Regions from separate parts of the Homo sapiens genome. Here region 1 is linked to region 2. A link is an interaction called in ENCODE POLR2A ChIA-PET data of the cell type or tissue named here. Cell type or tissue: Panc1. All regions are shown on one strand. Links, peaks and the distances in the headings refer to the core of each region. The heading gives the core; the rest is flanking DNA.

The links. Peaks named below come from ENCODE experiments on the same cell type or tissue, not always from the same donor. Only the 100,000 strongest peaks of a DNase experiment are listed, where the experiment ranks them.
Region 1: POLR2A ChIA-PET joins it to region 2 with 5 read pairs; 5 of 35 experiments call an interaction of 5 or more read pairs at or near these places.

Annotation. Positions count from the first base shown.
Region 1 is chr1:11,074,248-11,081,389 of GRCh38, forward strand. It overlaps EXOSC10 (exosome component 10), which reads right to left. Exons shown (of 25, transcript NM_001001998.3): 11 at 6,835-6,991; 12 at 6,517-6,665; 13 at 6,252-6,302; 14 at 5,464-5,575; 15 at 3,354-3,404; 16 at 3,118-3,196; 17 at 2,595-2,701; 18 at 1-79. Among named protein-coding and RNA genes, the nearest start is that of SRM, 18 kb to the left of the region's middle. In Panc1, for the core only: no CTCF peak of the experiment used is centred there; no DNase peak of the experiment used is centred there.
Region 2 is chr1:11,175,487-11,182,706 of GRCh38, forward strand. The region is part of intron 28 of MTOR (mechanistic target of rapamycin kinase); the gene reads right to left. Among named protein-coding and RNA genes, the nearest start is that of ANGPTL7, 10 kb to the right of the region's middle. RefSeq lists an enhancer at 2,362-2,900. In Panc1, for the core only: no CTCF peak of the experiment used is centred there; no DNase peak of the experiment used is centred there; H3K27ac peaks cover 5,000 bases.

The DNA.
Region 1 (7,142 bases), core at 1-5,000, 100 kb before region 2:
CAAAGGACTCCATGATGTTCTGGGCTTTTTTCTGTGCAACTGTCAATGGACCCTTTTTACTGTCTTCAGCACTAGGTTCCTGCAGGGACAGACAAAAAACGATCACTAATGACCATGATCATCTGTGACATCAAGATGCAAGCAAGAGAGCAACAGTTAACAGTGATTTTTTTTTTTTTTCTGGAGACAGAGTCTCGCTCTTTTGCCCAGGCTGGAGTACAGTGGTGTGATCTCTGCTCACTGCAACCTCCACCTCCTGTGTTCAAGCGATTCTCCTGCCTCAGCCTCCTGAGTAGCTGGGATTACAGGCACGTGCCACCATGCCCAGCTAATTTTTGTATTTTTAGCAGAGACCAGGTTTCACCATATTGGCCAGGCTGGTCTTGAACTCCTGACCTCAAGTGGTCCACCCGCCTTGGCTTCCCAAAGTGCTGGGATTACAGGTGTGAGCCACCGCACGCACCCGGCCAGTAACAGTGATATTAATACCAATGGCTAAGGCTAATTTTTCATACACTCTCTTATGTATAAGGTGTTGTGTCTGCAACAGCACACAGTAGCATTTCAATATCAATGTGCTGGATCAGTGAATTCTCAGCATGTCCTCATAGCCTATGAGGTGGTATTACTCTCACCATCTTACAGAGGAGGAAACTGAGGCCTACAGAGGTTGTGACAGTCTTTCAGAGGCTTGCAGTGAATACAAGCAGACCAAGGATCTAAACCCACCATGGTCTGGCTCTAGAACATGAGGTCTTAATTGATGCCTGAAATTTATTTTATGTATGTATGTATTATTTTTTTGAGTGGAGTCTTGCTCTGTTGCCCAGGTTGGAGTGCAGTGGTGCCATCTCTGCTCACTGCAACCTCCGCCTCCTGGATTCAAGTGATTCTCCTGCCTCAGCCTCACGAGTAGCTGGGATTACAAGCGTGCGCCACAATGCCCGGCTAATTAAAGACAGGGTTTCACCATGTTGGCCAGGCTGGTCTCAAACTCCTGACCTCAGGTGATATGCCCGCCTTGCCCTCCAAAAGTGCTGGGATTACAGGTGTGAGCCACCACGCCAGGCCTGAAATTTAGTATTACATATCTTTATAGGGAATCATTGAAATTATGCAACAAAATGCTGCTTCCAACTGGGTTCATAAATATGTGCTATCCTTTTGCTTCATCTGTAATTATGCGCCCTTGCAACACAAGAGTGCAGGGAGACCACAGCCTCCTTTACACCAAACAGCACTTCCGTATCAAAGCAGCCCAGAGCTCATGCTAACACGCTTAGCTGCTAAATCATCTTCATGACTCAAATTAGCTCTGAGGTCAGCTAAAGCGCCTAGTATTTTCTCATTAATTGCTAAAGCAAGGCCCAATCTAGATTTATGTAATTAAGTTAAAAACCAAAGTGAAGCCTGGGCGACATGGTGAAACCCCACCTCTACAAAACATACAAAAATTGGCTGGGCATGGTGGCATACACCTGTAGTCCCAGCTACTCGAGAGAAGGCTGGGGCAGAGGGATTGCTTGAGCCCAGGAGGCAGAGGTTGCAGTGAGCCAGGATGGTGCCACTGCACTCCCACCTGGGTGACAGGATGAGATCCTGTCACAAAAAAAAAAAAAAAAAAAAAAAAAAAAAATGCCGGGTGTGGTGGCTCATGCCTGTAATCCCAGCACTTTGGGAGGCTTAGGTGGGTGGATCGCCTGAGGTCAGGCATTCGAGACCAGCCTGGCCAACATAGTGGCCCCATCTCTATTAAAAATATAAAATATTAGCTAAGTATGGTGGCGGGCGCCTGCAATCCCAGCTACTAGGGAAGCTGAGGCAGGAGAATCGCTTGAACCTGGGAGGTGGAGGTTGCAGTGAGCCGAGATGATGCCACTGCACTCCAGCCTGTGCAACAAGAGCGAAACTCCATCTCAAAAAACCAAACCAAACAAACAAAAAAAGTGAAATAGCTGGGCACAGTGACTCATGCCTGTAATCCCAGCTACTCAGGAGGCTGAGGCAGGAGGATCGTTTGAGCCTCAGAAGTCAAGGCTGCAGTGAGCCATGATTGTGCCACTGCATTCCAGCCTTGGTGGCAGAACAAGATTGTCTCAAAAAAAAAAAAAATCATTTCTCTTCTTCACTGAAAGCACACATATGTGGTGCTGGGGTCAGGCAGGAAGCTATGGGCAGCGCACATTCTACAGTTCATCGGACAGTACACCCATGCCACCCCTGCTGGGCATCCAGGTGAACCGTTTTTCCTCCACCACCACTGCAGCTTGTCTGGAAAGCCCTGCTTGTATGTTCTCTTAGCGCAGGCCCTCCTCCCACTAGGTGCTGTTCAACAACAGGACGTCAGCCTTTCCTGGAAGATTTCTTCACACAGAGCTCAAGAGAATCCCCCATCCACGTCCCCAGACCACCTCCTCCAGAGTGGTCAGTGCCACCTTGCTCATTGGTCTCTATGCCTCTCCCAGCACTGCTGGGTTTTGCTCTCAGCATTAGTCTCCGAGTGTATGCAATGCTCCAGGCAGACAGCCTGCTGAATAAATCCAGTAAATCCCAGGGGGTCCTCATCACCTCAGTGAAGTTTCTGTGCTACTCACATTAAATAACGTGATGACAGCTGTGGCAATCAGGCATGTGGTACCCAGCAAGTTATCTTCTTTTTCATCAGGGAAGAGGCTCGCCTGCTTCTGAACTGGCACAGATCCTAGAGGAGCAGAAGATAGTAAGGTCAAAGCCTACAGAATTTTGTTTATTTTTTCTTTTTGAGATGGAGTTTTAGTGTAGTCCCCTAGGCTGGAGTACAATGGCACAATCTCGGCTCACTGCAACCTCCGCCTCCTCGGTTCAAGTGATTCTCCTGCCTCTGCCTCCTAAGTAGCTAAGATTACAGGTGCCCACCACCATGCCAGCTAATTTTTGTATTTTTAGTAGAGATGGGGTTTCACCATGTTGGCCAGGCTGGTCTCAAACTCCTGACCTCAGGTGATCTACCCGCCTCAGCCTTCCAATATGCTGGCATTACAGGCATAAGCCACCACGCCCGGCCAAGCCTACAGAATTTTAGACAAGGTAGCTGTGTCCCAACCTCTTCGGGACAGTCAGGAGGGCTCTCGACTTTACCACTGGTTGGGATGATTGGATAGCCATCCGGAGGGGCATGGGAGCAGTCGTGAGGTCCAAAGAGAACATTCTCCAATCTCTGCATTAAAAGACACCAGCAGGCTGGCATGTAAAACGTGCAAGCCGGCAGTAGCTTTCTGCCAGCTGTCAGCACAGGCCTCTGTCAGAGGTGTACTTGCACTGGCTGTGACTTGACGTTTTCCCTCCTGGGGGAGAAAACAGATCCGACACTCTACCTCAGCACTGGGCAGCGGTCCGCTCTTCTTCACTCCGGCTGCAACTTCAGACTAAGGAAAAAAACGAAGGGAATTGAGGAAAGTTGCCCAAGCACCTCAAGTCCAACCCCCAGTCTCCAGCGCTGACTGTATTCCTTCACCAGCCTGTTTCTCAAAAGCCCAGAGATTTTCTTTCCTCTCTTCACTCCTTACAGTGCCTGGCATGATAATTATTTGGTGCTCAATAATTATTTGTAGAATGAAAGAATAAAGCTCTTTAACATGACTAAGCACAATAGGAAGGATTCCAAAGAGCTTGAAAAAGACTCTTCTCTAGTAATCAAGGTCTCTCTTTACTTGGACAAAGTACAGAGCTTACAAAGACATTTTTAACACAAAAATTGCAAATGTGGGGCTGGCAGGTGGCTCACAACTGTAATTCCAGTACTTTGGGAGGCTGAGGTGGGAGGACTGCTTGAGCCCACGGGTTCAAGACCAGTCTGGGAAACACAGCAAGACCCATCTCTACAAAAAATTAAAAAAAACATAGCTGGGTATGGTGGTGTATGCCTGTGGTCCCAGCTGCTCAGGAGGCTAAGGTGGGAGCCTAGCAGATGCGAGGCTACAGTGAGCCATGATTGCACCACTGCACTCCAGCCTGGGTGTCAGAGCAAGACCCTGTTTCTTTTTTTTTTTGAGACGGAGTCTCGCTCTGTCGCCCAGACTGGAGTGCAGTGGCGGGATCTCGGCTCACTGCAAGCTCCGCCTCCCGGGTTCACGCCATTCTCCTGCCTCAGCCTCCCAAGTAGCTGGGACTACAGGCGCCCGCCACTACGCCTGGCTAATTTTTTGTATTTTTAGTAGAGACGGGGTTTCACCGTTTTAGCCGGGATGGTCTCGATCTCCTGACCTCGTGATCCGCCCGCCTCGGCCTCCCAAAGTGCTGGGATTACAGGCGTGAGCCACCGCGCCCGGCTGACCCTGTTTCAAAACAACAACAACAACAAAAAAAACAAAAGAAAACTGGCTGCCATTGTCAGCATTTGCTACGAAGTCTCATCAATCTTTTCTTCTGATGCTTCCTACACCTGTTCTTTCCTTCTCAGTGTGTGATTCCTCACTCATTCAGGGAGCTATCACTTCACATCTGGGCCATCGCCAGGCTCCCAAAACTAGCTCCCTCTGCTGAGGTCACCGCTCCATCTCACTCCACCACATTAACTGCCTTAGAACAGTGAATTGGCCCAGTTACCAGACAGTACTTGCTGCTGAATCATCAAAGCTAAGGTCATAAATAAAGAGTCTTAGCTCTCAACTATCATAAAAAAAAGCAGCTAAATTCATCAAGACACACACACTGGATTTCCTAAGCCCTATTATTTCCCTAGGGTTGTTTAGAATGCAGACCAGCTCATGAATCTAGGAAGCCACAAGGAATAAGACACTAGCAGAAAAAACAGGCCTGCTAAAGTTGGGCATGATGGCTCACGCCTGTAATCCCAGCACTTTGGGAGGCCCAGGTGGTGGATCACCTGAGGTCAGGAGTTCGAGACCAGCCTGGCCAACATGGTGAAACCCCGCCTCTACTAAAAATACAAAATTAGCCAGGCGTGGTGGTGCATGCCTGTAATCCCAGCGACTCAGGAGGTTGAGTCAGGAGAACTGCTTGAATCCAGGAGGCGGAGGTTGCAGTGAGCCGAGATCATGCCACTGCACTCCAGCCTGGAGACAGAGCGAGACTCCGTCTAAAAAAAACAAAAAACAAACAAACAAAAAAAAAACAGGCTTGCTAAGTTGGGACCCTTCAGTAGAAAATCTTTTTTTTTTTTTTTGAGACGGAGTCTCGCTCTGCCTCCCAGGCTAGAGTGCAGTGGCGCGATCTCGGCTCACTGCAACCTCCGCCTCCCGGATTCAAGCAATTCTCCTGCCTCAGCCTCCGGAGTAGCTGGGATTACAGGCGTGCACCACACGCCTGGCTAATTTTTTGTATTTTTAGTAGAGACGGGGTTTCACCATGTTGGCCAGGCTGGTCTCGAACTCCTGACCTGAAATGATCCAGCCACCTCAGCCTCCCAAAGTGCTGAGATTATAGGCGTGAGCCACTGTGCCCAGCCGCAGAAAAGCTTCTTACCTTGAGCAGGGGCATCTCTCGGGCCTGCTGGATTAAAAGGTGCATTTCGTTGATCTGCTGCCGCACAAGGGGCGGTACTGGGTTGCAGCAAGCTATGATGCCCTGAGGTTCCCTGAAGACAAGTAAGAACACACTCAACTTGTCACTCAGAAACGCAGCCCTTAAAGGCTTCCAGATAAGAATAATGACTGGGTAAAGCCAGGCTGCCACCTAAGCTGAAGCTACAGGTAGGTGACTAAGGAAACACTGATGTCAGGCCAGCCTAGGCCAACTTCTCCATGTGTTCTTTGCGACACCAAGCTTTAAGTGGATCCCTCTTGGAGCCTGACTCCCACAATCAGGGAGAGCTGAAAGTAAGTGCCATAGCACTGTGGATTCTCAATTCCGCAGGGGGCAACCAACGGGCTGTGGATTTTCATTCTTGCTTATACTTCAATCAAGATCACAAAACGTTTAAGATCATGAGCTGCTTTAATTTGGAAGAAAGTACAGATGACAGAATCTGGGACATTTTCTTCCCTTGCAAGTAGATGCTATAAGGCTCAGAGACTTAAAATAAACTCAAACTAAGGCATAATCATTGAAATGATTCCAGTTCAGAAGTTTTAGTGCTTAAATGGCAGCCTGAGGGCAGAAATTCTATATTCCTTCAACTTGCTACCTTCCAAGCTTGGAGCATTAATCTCTGAGTAAGCAGCCTTGGGTAATAGCAACCAGAAAAGCTTGATTTTGAAGAACATCAGATCTACTGAGAAAGTCAGAACATATTAATCAGATTTGAAACTCACTTAGGCAGTTCTTCAGCTATTTTCAGCATCATGTGGTTTGGCAGTACATATCTGGAAAAAAAAAAACACACACACACACACACACACACACACACACACACACACACGGTGGGGACACATTACATTCAGCCAGTAAGTTCCATTAGATGCTGTCACATAGGGGAAATAACCAGCTTTCATAGCAAAAGAAAAAAGCCCATTATTTACTTGTTATTAGATCTCCTCAGTCTGGAAACAAGTATTAAAAGAACCTCTAATCCCTTACCCGTAACTTTCATCTTCCCTGCGAGCTGTTTTATCCCTCCAGGCAAACAGCAGCTGAAAGGCTGTCAACTGCTGTGTGTTAAGGTGCTTCTTCTGCTTCCTATAGAGTTCAAGGTAGGACTCATCCGTGAAGATAGGTTTGATGAATTTCTACAAAGTATTAGAGAACATTCAAAATCAACGGGAATCAAAATTGTGCCCTGGGCTCTGGAAAATGTTTGGCTCTTTTCATGAATGTAAGGAGCAAACCTAAGAACTAGAACCTGGCCAGACACAGAGCCCAAGTGTCGCGGTCTGTGTGACTGCGGCTGAGGTGTACCTTGAGGCAGATGTCCCTGCTCCGTTGCCACACCACCTGCAGCTGCACCGGCTGCCCGTTGCCGCGCTCCCACATCTCCAGCCTCATTTTGTCATAGATATATAGCAGGTAATGGGTGTCATCCCGGGCGTAGCTGAGCATCTCCTCGGGCAGAGGGCTGGAATTGCAGAGGACAATGTTTTACTGATTGCCCCCAAGGACAGCAATTCAATTTGTCTATTCCTTGGGTGCTGGGACTTCCTTAGACCCTTCCAATATGAAAGATCCTTTCATAGTCAATACTGCAGTTATGCCAACATTTCCTGCAT
Region 2 (7,220 bases), core at 962-5,961:
AGCAGAACTAATACTAAGAAATTGCCTTGCTGCCTTCCTATAGCAAACATCACACCATTACGCTGAACATCTTATCCCCACTATCCAGAAACCTTGTTCCCAAGGCAGGGCAAGCATGCGAGCTGAGCAGCGGGTGGTTCAGCTGTGCAGACACTTCCCCCGGCAAAGGCCCTGTCAGGAGTGACGGTAGAGCAGCTCACGTGGGCAGTGGCGCCTGCTGCCTCCCCATAGCCCTTTCCTCTCAGGCTCTCCCTAGCAGGTTTTTTTTTTTTTTTTGAGACAGGGTCTCACTCTGTCACCCAGACTGGAGTGCAGTGGCGCAATCTCGGCTCACCGCAACCTCTGCCTCCCAGGCTCAAGGATTCTCATGCCTCAGTCTCTCCAGTAGCTGGGATTACAGGTGCGCGCCACTACTGCCCAGCTAATTTTTCTATTTTTAGTAGTAGAGATGTGTTTTCACCATGTTGGCCAGGCTGGTCTTGAACTCCTGACCTCAAATGATCTAACCGCCTCAGCCTCCCAAAGTGCTGGGATTACAGGCATGAGCCACTGTGCCCAGCCCCCTCACTGCCTTTTATTGGAGGAGGATGAGATTGACTGAAATAGTGGGTCATTAACTGCTCAAGGACTTAATGCTGACCCACAGCAAAGCAGTCTAAACGCCTTTCCTGCCACCTGAAGAGAAACCTGGAGAACATTGTCTCTGGAAGTGCCCTCAGTCACGGCTCCACAGGCTTCTGGACAGATGCTGAGTCCACAGTAACTTGACATGGCAGTGCCTCCTTGAGTGGCCCACTTGGTTATCGCCCTCATCCCTCAGTCTTGGTGCCGCGTGACCTCTGGGGTTCAGAGCAAAGTGATGCAAGCCTCTTCCACACAAGGCGGCGCCTGTCGGAAAGTCCTCAGGCAGCAAGGAGCATCTGCAGGCACAGCTGGGGCAACGCTCAGGCTTCCCCAGCGCTCCCATCAGGAATGTATGAGAACACACCCACTGGCTTCCCAAATGGCTGTGGACCTTCTTTCTCCTGTCTATTTCTAGTGCAGACCACAGTCTGAGTTTCATTTGGTTCCCTGTCAAGTGAGAATTCTCTGAATTCCCCTGGCGCCAGGCTGGTGACACATGCATCACAGCTGATGGGGCTGTGGCAGGTCTGACTGAAGTGGCCTGACCAGCCACACTGAGGCCACCCTGGACACTGCTTTGGGTCCTAACCACTGTATCAAGCAGTTTCTCTCATGGAGTGGTAACTGCTTGAGATTCTCCTGTCACTTCTCCCAGCACTGAGGCTTAGCTCTGTGCCCAACGCAGGATTAACAACCAAATAGTCTGATTCCTTCTAGGGCCAGGAAGATCTGGGGTTGGCTAGGCCTTGATGTCTTTATCAGGAAGCTACCTTGGGAATCTGGGAACAGGAGAATGGTCTGGGGAACTCAAGAATGAACAGACTAATGTAGAAGAGAAAGGACAGCAGGGCAGACAGAAGCAAAATGAAAACATCTGAAAAGTGACGGGGCAGAAGGTTGGGAGGGCTGCCGGAATGCAGACAGGAGGGGAAGTGAAGGGAAACAAAGCCAGAATCAGATGATGAAGACAGTACCTCTGGGTCTGGCAGGGCTGGAACTTAGGAAAAAGAACTTTATATATTAAGAGAAGGCTGGCCCCATTACAAGGTTTCAAAGCTGGGGCATTTGGTGTACTTGGAGCTCTTGGGGACCTAAGGCACCAAGATAAAAAAAAGTTTGGTGCAAGAGAGGTGGCCAGCTTTAGACAGTCAAAATAGGTTTCTTTGGCTAGGCGCGGTGGCTCATGCCTGTAATCCCACCACCTTGGGAGGCCGAGACAGGATGACTGCTTGAGGACAGGAATTCAAGACCAGCCTGAGCAACATAGCAAGACTTCGAATCTACAAAAAATTTAAAAATTAGCTGGGTGAGGTGATCTGTGTCTGCAGTCCCAGCTATTTGGGAGACTAAGGCGGGAGGAACACTTGAGCCCACGAGTGTGAGGCTGCAGTGGGCTACAATCGCACCACTGCACTCCAGACTGGGTGACAGAGTGAGACTCTGTCTCCAAAAACAAAACAAAAGATTCCTGATGTCTCAGGCTCAGAGTGGCCTAAAAATAAAAAGAATTCTTACTATGTCTTCATCCTTGTTTCTGTCTGGTCACAGTTTAAATGGTTTGTCTGTCACAATGCCTAGAGGACACGCTAAATCTGTATGTGAGAAAGTGTGAGCCCTTAGAATAAAGAGGGTAGAATGTTAACAGTTTTTGAGATTAGGAAGTGCGTGGGGGAATGGGGGCGCGTGTGCAAAAAAACTCATCTTTTCAAGATTGGTGAGTGGAAGTACCACTTTTTAAAAAGAAAAAAATGGAGGAGGGAAGTTGATTGTAATATAATCACCTTTCCAAGATACTTTTACCTGCGCATATTCTGCATAAATGCATATTTTATACATACTGGTGATGAAAGTATAGATACAATTTTGTATGCTGCCTTTTCACTAACACAGGTATTTTCCACTCCATTCAGTCTTCATAATTGCTTTTACTGGCTGCATACCCGTTTCCTCCCACTGATAGATCCCATGGCTGGTTAGCAGCAGCACTTGTTAGATACCAGGCCACCAGGAGTGCTGCTGATGGCTCCCATTCAGCACTCTCTATGCTAAGTGAACTGTCCTGCAGAAGTTTACAAAGTCAGCTCTGGGAATCCTAGTGCCCAGCCTCGGAGAGGAATACTGCCCAGCGATGAGCTGGCAAGCTGGCCCATTTGACTCACCGTCTCCAGGCATCTCCTGGTTGGATATAGGGCCCAGGTACCTTAGCACAACCCAGAATAAGGCAGAGAGAGGTGCACAACCCCAGAATGTCAAAGCACACGACTTTTGCTGGCCAGGTTTGCAACTGAGGAGCCTGTCAGAGGCGTGTTGTAAAAATGATGAATGGCTGTCACATTTCCAAGGCTCTGGCTGATTTAGGGAGCTATTGGCAGGCACACCGCTCCCAGCATGTCAGCCAGTTAATTACTTCCAACTTTATCTTACTTGTCAACACTTCTTGACAAATTGGCCATTATCTTTTTATTCTACAACAATGAGCACTGCTCCTTTTCTTGTGATGCCTGCAGGTTCTTCTCCCCCTTTCTGCTTCTTCACATCCAGAGAGAAACAAAGAGCTCTGAGAGAGACTACTAGAAAGAAGCAGCAGTCAGGAAAAGGATGGGGAAAAGGAGCAAAAGGGGTGGGCTGATAGAGTGACTCCAAAGCTAATGTTCATCTCTCTTGACTCAAAACTGAGGTGATATTTTGGGTAAAGTCCTGATTTCTTGGCTTCTGAATGTCCAAGAACTCTGACTCAGTCCATTATGTGGATAAAGTTGGGAAACAAAACTTAAACAAGCTGGCACCTAGTGATCTGGCAGCTTGTAACTCTTCACATTTAATTGTAGAAGCAGATGTGAGCTGGTCTTCCACTCTATTAAGGAGTTGGGCCACAGTGTAGGAATAATGATGCCCATTCTGGGTTCAGGGAAAAGAAAAAACCATGCCCACCTTCTTGGTAATGGATGCCTCATGGAAGAGAACTGTGGCACTCTATAACTGGATTACCAGGATTCACAGCCAGTGAAAAGTCCAGAAATGTTTGGAGAGACCAGTGGTGCCCCTACTGATATCATCACTGCATGAACAGTCAGAGGTGGCCATGAGGCAGAGCCCAGCACCTACTAGATTTCATCAGTTCTAAGACACACATTTTTTTCACACCTTAACATCTCTGAAATTGGGATGCAGCATACAATTCAAGGTTTCAGAGCACTGGGACACAGTGTAACTGCTAGCACTTTCTTTCCCTCCCCCAGTGTTATATAAAAATCAGAAGCAGTTTCTCTAAGTCAGCATAAGAGCAGTCCCATTAAATCTCCAGGTAGTCTGAAGGATAAGCTAGCTTTTGTAGAAGAGTTTAGGGATACCACTGAAATACAGCAAGTTTCTCCCCTTAGAAGGGTCTTGTTTTGTAACAATAGCCCCTCTGTCCTTTTGGCCAGCTTTAGGAGAAACCCCAGAACTCTCCTCTTCTTACAATTCCTCGCTGATGGCGAGGTTTCTCCACTGAAGAGCCTTCCCTGGGGTTCATAAGACGCTCTGCAAGAGCAAGCTGTTACAGTGACCCTGGGGGAAGTCTTGACAGCAGCTAGAAGTAAATGCATGCTCTACTGATAACTGGTGAGAGATGTGGCCTCTTGGGCTGAATCTAAAAGTGCATTTGAAAAAAAAAATGGGGCTACAGCAAAGATACAAACTGCTTCTGCTTTTGCTCTTTTCTCCTACTCTTTGCAGCATGGAGCTTTTCTACAAAGGACACAGATTCTTACAGGCACACTGGCCCTTCTGAAGTCAGCACGAACATAGAAGTTTGGAATGTGGTTTTTTGTTTGTTTTGAGATAGTGTCTTGTTCTGTTGCCCACGCTGGAGTGCAGTGGTGCAATCATAGCTCACTGCAGCCTCAAACTCCTGGACTCAAGTGATCCTCCTGCCTTGGCCTCCTGAGTAGCTGAGACCACAAGCGCATGCCATCATGCCCCACTAAACTTTTTACAGAGACAAGGTCTTGCTATGTTACCCAGGCTGGTCTTGAACTCCTGGCTTCAAGCAATCCTCCTGTCTTGGCCTCCCAAAGTGCTGGGATTATAGGAGTGAGCCACTGCACCCAGCCTGGAATGTGTTTTGCTGTGAGCAAAACCTCACCTCTGTGGACTGACTGCTTTTTCTTCCAGCAGAGGTACAGAAAAAGAAAAGGACCGCATATCTTTTCTGGAAGCCAGGAAACAACTGTAAAAGCAGGAATCATACTTTCAAGCAGCACAATATTGGCACCCTGGAAACATGTGTTTAGAATTAAGACAAAGAGTGGGTTTTGTTTGCCCATTTAGCCCCTTGCCTGCAGACTGTAAAACCCAGTCACCCTTGCCATTAATTGGTTGCTCAGGCATAACTGGCACAAATCCTCTAACATTCTTAAAGAATGACCAGGCCTGTTTTCCAGTTTGTGGTGCCTAAGTCAGGGTGGAGATGTCTAACCCAAAGAGAAGCTCTGTAGTTCAGAGAACAGCTTGGTGGGGTGGACATGTGATCTTGTCCTGCAACCCCTGACAAGGTCTTATCTCTAGCTAAGGGTGATTTACTGAAATTGCAATATAATGGACATTTGATTTCCCTTTGGGGACAGATGAGCTTTGTTAGGTTACTGGGGATAAAATATGGGGACTACAGCTGCCCAGAAATAAGGCAGGTTTTTTTTTTTTTTTTGACGGAGTCTTGCTCTGTCGCCAGGCTGGAGTGCAGCGGTGCGATCTCGGCTCACTGCAACCTCTACCTCCCGAGTTCAAGCAATTCTCTGGCCTCAGCCTCCCAAGTAGCTGGGACTACAGGAGTGTGCCACCACATCCAGCTAATTTTTGTATTTTTAATAGAGACGGGGTTTCACCACATTGGCCAGGATGGTCTTGATATCTTGACTTTGTAATCTGCCCGTCTTGGCCTCCCAAAGTGCTGGGATTACAGGCATGAGCCACCTTGCCCGCCCGAAATAAGGCAGTTTTTATGGGGACATGTTACTTTCTTCATTTTGTCAACATTAGCTGTTGCATGCAGCCCCTAGGGCCAGTGCAGGTTGAAGTAATCAGACATGTCATTTACACTGGCTTCTGGAATAAACAGGAGAGGGAGAAAACCTGATCTCAGATACTCTGTGGTCCTCTTGCTGATCATCTTCCTAAGTAAAAAAAAAAGTGATGAGACACAGCCTGGTGATGTCTAGGAATATGTATGCAATATATTATACAATAAGGAAGCTACCTCAAGTTATTGATTTAAAAAATGGGGTCAAAGCCGGATGTAGTGGTGGGCACCTGTAATTCCAGCTACTCGGGAGGCTGAGGCAAGAGAACTGCTTGAATCCAGGAGGCGGAGGTTGCACTGAGCTGAGACCCCACCACTACACTCAAGCCTGGGCGACAGAGCCAGACTCCATCTCAAAATAAATAAACAAATAAAATAAAAATTAAAAAGAGGGTTGAAACAAAGGATCTCAACTCTCCCAGTTTTCACTTTCTTTGATTCTATGACTAAGACCTGAAGAAGGAAAACTGACCCCATGCAGGACAGAATGTGATGCCCTACAGCGAAGACCTCACCACAGTAAAACACTGGAAACGTCCATGGAGAGAGACTGTAAGTCTCCATAATAGATATTTAGGGGGAAGAGAACCTTCTCTTTGAAATTCATTATTTCATTTGACAAGTTCTAATTTAGTATGCATTTTGTCTTAGGCTTTATGCTAAGTGCTAGATGCTAGAGGTACTGTGGAAAATAAGAGAAACATGTTCTTTGCTTTCGCAGAGCTTACAGGTTAGAGAAGTAGATACACAAAAAAGTACAAACCGAGGCCAGGTGCAGTGGCTCACACCTGTAATCCCAGCACTTTGGGAGGCCAAGGCAGGCGGATCACCTGAGGTCAGGAGTTCGAGACCAGCCTGACCGACATGGAGAAACCCCCTCTCTACTAAAAATACAAAATTAGCAAGGCATGGCAGTGCATGACTGTAATCCCAGCTACTCAGGAGGCTGAGGCAAGAGAATTGCTTGAACCTGGGAGGCGGAGGTTGCAGTGAGCTGAGATTGCGCCACTGCGCTCCAGCCTGGGCAATAAGAGCGAAACTCCATCTTAAAAAAAAAAAAAAAAGTACAAACTGAAATAAGTGCTTTTGTGGCAAATACCATGAAGAGAACAGAGTGCTTAGAGAAAAACATGGGGATTTATGGGGATTTATGTTAGACTAGAGTAGTCAGCAAATACTTTTATGACGAGACAACAATTGTGTACTAAATAATACAATACTACTACTTGGTACAATACTACTACTTGATATTTGCTAGACGTTGACTATGTGTCAGATACTAGTTCAAGTGTTTTATGTGCATTATCTATTTTTACACAAACATCCTAATTCAAGTATACATAAATATAGGAGAATATAACACCTAAGTGTACAGTTTGATGAATTATCATAAAGTGAAGACATCTTTGTAATTACCACCCAGACCAGAAACAGAACACAACCAGCTGCCAGCAGCTCAGAGGCACTGAGCCCCCTCCCAATCACTGCTCCCCTCTGTGTCCCCAGAGGTCTGTAAACCCTACTCTGACTTCTAACA